2 separate regions of the Homo sapiens genome follow, and region 1 is linked to region 2. A link is an interaction called in ENCODE POLR2A ChIA-PET data of the cell type or tissue named here. Cell type or tissue: endothelial cell of umbilical vein. All regions are shown on one strand. Region 1 overlaps CBLC (Cbl proto-oncogene C). Region 2 holds the start of APOC2 (apolipoprotein C2).

Region 1 (2,500 bases), 150 kb after region 2:
ATACACAGATCACAACCACGGTGACACTGACCACTGACACAGTCCCATCACATCCAGTGTCCACAGCAGCCCCAGCCTCACTGCTCAAAAAATTTAAAAATGATTCGGGTGTGGAGACAGGCACCTGTAGTCCCAGCTACTCTGGGGGCTAAGGAGGGAGGATCACTTGAGCCCAGAAGATTGAGGCTATAGTGAGCTGTGATTGTACCACTGCACTCCAGCCTGGCTGACAGAGACCCTATTTTTTTTTTTTGAGATGGAGTCTTGCTCTGTCGCCCAGGCTGGAGTGCAATGGCGCTATCTTGGCTCACTGCAACCTCTGCCTCCTGGGTTCAAGCGATTCTCCTGCCTCAGCCTCCTGAGTAGCTGGGATTACAGGTGCACGCCACCACACTCCGCTAGACAGAGACCCCATCTTAAAAAAAAAAAAAAAGCAATGCCAGGCACATAGCAAAAGTTATGACAGGCGGGGCCCACTCCTGTAGTCCCAGCACTTAAGAAGGCCGAGGCAGGCAGATGACCGGAGGTAAGGAGTTCAAGACCAGCCTGGCCAACATGATGAAACCCTGTCTCTACTAAAAATACAAAAATTAGCCAGGCATGGTGGTGAGCACCTGTGACCCCATCTACTCGGGAGGCTGAGGCAGGAGAATCGCTTGAACCTGGCAGGCGGAGGTTGCAATGGGCTGAGATCGTGCCACTGCACTCCAGCCTGGGTGACAAAGTGAGACTCCATCTCAAACAACAACAACAACAACAAAAGTTATGACAGTGCCTTGCTGAGAAGTAACAAACCCAAGGCTGTCTCTTCTGTGGTATGTTTTGAAGAATGAAAGACTAGGTGGGAGTGGACTGGAATTTTAATCAGGCAGGGTTTGGGGAGAGGAGGAAAGGGTGGGGGAGGCGGAGGGTATGGCCTAGGCAAAGGTGTCACCATCAGGCCCGAGGTCCCTGTCAGCCTGCTGTCCTGGCTGTGTCCCCCATCACTGTCCTCTGGGAGCCGGCTGAGTGCCTCCTAATGTTTCCATTTGCTTTTGGCGGCAGGTTGGATCTGTTTTTAGCTTCCCTGGCTGGTTTCACCGCCACCCTCCCCCCCACCGCCCCGCTTCCTGCTGGCTCTCTTGTTTGCTGTGGTCGAATAATGTTCCCGGACTTCCTGAGCTGTTTGTTTGAAGACAGCTCAGTATTGATCGAAGCCTGTGTGTACTCAGCCGGAGATACTAAGAGATCTGCTTCTCCCCAGCAATCCAGGGTCCCAAAAATCCTGGGGTGGCAGCGTAGGGAGAAAAGAAAGCCAGGACAGGGCTTATTAAAAAATAAGTAGGCCGGGCGCGGTGGCTCACCCCTGTAATCCCAGCACTTTGGGAGGCCGAGGCAGGCGGATCACCTGAGGTTGGGAGTTCGAGACCAGCCTGACCAACATGGAGAAACCCCATCTCTACTAAAAAATACAAAATTTGCCAGGCGTGGTGGCACCTGCCTGTAATCCCAGCTACTCAGGAGGCTGAGGCAGGAGAATTAGCTTGAACCCCAGAGGCGGAGGTTGCAGTGAGCTGAGATCATAATATTTCACTCCAGCCTGGGCAACAAGAGTGAAACTCCATCTCAAAAGAAAAACAAACAAACAAAGAAACAACAAAAAAATAAGTAGATGGTTTGGGGGCCTTAAAGACTCCAACGCTGACTTCTCCTCTTTCAGGCTGTGTGGTTTTGGGCAGGTACTGTCACCTCTCTGAACTTTTTTCCTCTGGAAAATGGGGAGAGGAACATTCATTTGTTTGTTTGTTTTTTGAGACAGGGTCTCACCCTCTGTCATCCAGGCTGGAGTGCAGTGGCGCGATCTTGGCTCACTGCAACCTCCACCTCCCGGGTTCAAGCGATTCTCCTGCCACAGTCTTCCAAGTAGCTGGGATTACAGGTGTGCGCCACCACGCCCAGCTAATTTTTGCATTTTTAGTAGAGACAGGGTTTCACCATGTTGGTTAGGCTGGTCTCGAACTCCTGAACTCAGTGATCCACCTGCCTCACCTTCCCAAAATGTTGGGATTACAGGCATAAGCCACCGCGCCCAGCCGGGAGAGGAACACTTTTGACTTCATAGGGCTGTTGGGAAGACTCACTTCAGTGTATTCATTTGGCATCTATTTATTGAGCACCTATGACGTGTATGTGTGCTAGGCACTGTTCTGCACTCTGGAGATATGACGGAGAAGACAACAAAGGCCTGACCTGCAGGAAGGTTGCAACCTGACAGTGATAAAAGCCGACAAAACCAACCCTAAGCTCTGCCGGGTGGCGAAAGATCTTTGAACATACAGCAGAGCAGGGCCCCGAGGGACAGCGGTGCTATTTTCATCTTTTCTTTTTTTTTTTAGAGAACGGGGTTCCGCTATATTGCCCAGAAAGGTCTCAAAATCCTGGGCTCAAGCTTTCCTCCTGCCTCTGCCTCCCTAACAGCTGGGATTACAGACTCTTTTTTTTTATTGGTTTAGAGACAGGG
Region 2 (2,500 bases):
ATGCATGGACTTGGACACAGCCCCCTTCTTGGGCCTCACTTTCCAACATTCTGTGATTCTACTCCTGATTTTAACATTTTAATTATTATTTTTTTCTTTTTTGAGATGGAATCTCACTCTGTTGCCCAGGCTGGAGTGCAGTGGTGCAATCTTGGCTCACTGCAACCCCCACCTCCCAGGTTCAAGCAATTCTCCTGCCTCAGCCTCCCCAGTAGCTGGGATTACAGGCACCCGCCACCACCCGGCTGATTTTTGTTTTCGTATTTTTTGAGATGGAGTCTCGCTCTGTCACCCAGGCTGGAGTGCAGTGGCGTGTTCTCGGCTCACTGCAACCTCTGCCTCCAGGGTTCTAGCAATTCTTCTGCCTCAGCCTCCCAAGGAGCTGGAATCACAAGCACCTGCCACCATGCCCGGCTAATATTTTGTATTTTTAGTAGAGATGGGGTTTCACCATGCTGGCCAGGCTGGTCTCGAACTTCTGACCTCGTGATCCGCCCACCTTGGCCTCCCAAAGTGCTAGGATTACAGGCTTGAGCCACTGTGCCCCACCTGATTTTTGTATTTTTAGTAGAGATGGGGTTTCACCATGTTGGCCAGGCTGGTCTTGAACTCCTAACCTCAAGTGATTTGCCTGCCTTGGCCTCCCAAAGTGCTGGAATTACAGGCATGAGCCACCATGCCCAGCTGCTAATTTTTATTCTTTTGTAGAGATGGGAGACTTGTTTTGTTGCCCAGGCTGGTCTGGAACTCCTGGGCTCAAGCGATCCTCCCATCTCGGCCTCCCCAGGGTGCTGGGAGTACAGGTGTGAGCCACTGAGCCCAGCCTAGAAGGCTTTCTTGAGCACCTAAACAGTTCTGGGCCCAGCAGGGAACACAGCAAAGCCTCTGCCCTTTGCTAAGGCTGAGTCAGTGCAGGGAGGTGCTCTGCAGACACCATTAAGGACCTACAGTAGATCAAATGTGTTACCTTAGGGCTCTGCCCTAAGTCAGACCTCATGTCCCTGCATCTCCTCACTGAGTTCTCACCTGCTCTATGAGAGAGGCACTTTTGGTGACGAAGAACATGCACAGGGCACAATATCATCATCCACACGTAGGAGATGAGGAAGTACGGCAGAAAGAGGGTGAGATCTGATCCCCGGAGAAAGAACACAAGCAAATGGTCTACAATTCTTTTTTTTTTTCCAAGACAAGGTCTTGTTCTCTCGCCCAGGCTGGAGTGCGATGGCGCAATTTTGGCTCACCGCAACCTCTGTCTTCCGGGTTCGAGCGATTCTCCTGCCTCAGCCTCCTGAGTAACTGGAAATACAAGCATGCACCACCATGCCTGTCTAATTTTTGTATTTTTAGTAGAGACGGGGTTTCACCATGTTGGCCAGGCTGGTCTCCAACTCCTGACATCAAGTGATCCGTTTGCCTTGGCCTCCCAAAGCGTTTGGATTACAAGTGTAAGCCACCACGCCCAGCCTACAGTTCTTTTTTAGTTTTTTAAATTTTTTCATTCTTTTTTTCCGCCAAGACTGAGTCTTGCTCTGTCACCCAGGCTAGAGTACAGTGGCACGATCTGGGCTCACTGCAACCTCCGCTTCCTGGGTTCAAGCAATTCTCCTGTCTCAGCCTCTGGAATAGCTGGGATTACAGGCATATGCTACCACACCCGGCCAATTTTTGTATTTTTAGTATAGATGCGGTTTCACCATGCTGGTAAGGCTGGTGTCGAACTCCTGACCTCAAGTGATCCACCCGCCTCGGCCTCCCAGAGTGCTGGGATTACAGGCATGAGCCATTGTACCTATCCCTTTTTCTTTCTCTTTTTTAGAAATGGGGTTTCTCTGTCACCCAGGCTGGAACACGGTGGCAAGATCACAGCTCACTGCATCCTCAAACTCCTGGGCTCAAGGGATCCTCCCCACCTCAGCCACCCTAACTCTAAGCAGAAGCTCAAATAGTCTACAGTTCTAAATTCTGTGATTTGTGGAGTGTGGTGGTGCACCTGTAGTCCCAGCTACTGGGGAGGCTGAGGCAGGAGGATTGCTTGAGCCCAGGAGTTTGAGTCTAGCCTGGGCTACATAGCGAGACTCCATCTCCCTCTCTCTCTCTCTCACACACACACACACACACACACACACACACACACACACACACAGTCATGGTTCCAACACGGGCTTCTAATATTGTGCCTCTTAAAATTCCTGCTTTATCGATCTTTGCCCTCTCCCTGCTGACGCCCCCCTGTCCCCGCACCCTGAGTCCCTTTCTTACCAGACTCTGGCAGGCTGTCCTCACCAGCTCCGGACGGGCACAGAGAGGATTTATAGTGGTTGAGACCCACTTCCGCTCCACAGCCACAACCCCCATCCTTTGTCTAGGCCAAAGTCCTGGCCAACAGAACTGCGGAGGGGGTGGGTGGGGACAGAAAGGGCAATGACGTCCCCCAAGGTCACGTCACAGGGAACCTTCTCTCAAGTGACAGGGAACCCTCACTCTGAGAATTCGCCTC

Evidence for each region. ChIA-PET counts read pairs that join two places held together with the same protein. Peaks named below come from ENCODE experiments on the same cell type or tissue, not always from the same donor. Only the 100,000 strongest peaks of a DNase experiment are listed, where the experiment ranks them.
Region 1: POLR2A ChIA-PET joins it to region 2 with 7 read pairs; 3 of 35 experiments call an interaction of 5 or more read pairs at or near these places.

What each region holds. Positions count from the first base shown.
Region 1 is chr19:44,795,508-44,798,007 of GRCh38, reverse strand. The region is part of intron 9 of CBLC (Cbl proto-oncogene C); the gene reads right to left. Among named protein-coding and RNA genes, the nearest start is that of BCAM, 12 kb to the left of the region's middle. In endothelial cell of umbilical vein, no CTCF peak of the experiment used is centred here; no DNase peak of the experiment used is centred here; H3K27ac peaks cover 844 bases.
Region 2 is chr19:44,945,838-44,948,337 of GRCh38, reverse strand. APOC2 (apolipoprotein C2) reads right to left here and starts at 2,287. Exons shown (of 4, transcript NM_000483.5): 1 at 2,263-2,287. It overlaps APOC4-APOC2 (APOC4-APOC2 readthrough (NMD candidate)), which reads right to left. Exons shown (of 6, transcript NR_037932.1): 3 at 2,263-2,500. In endothelial cell of umbilical vein, no CTCF peak of the experiment used is centred here; no DNase peak of the experiment used is centred here.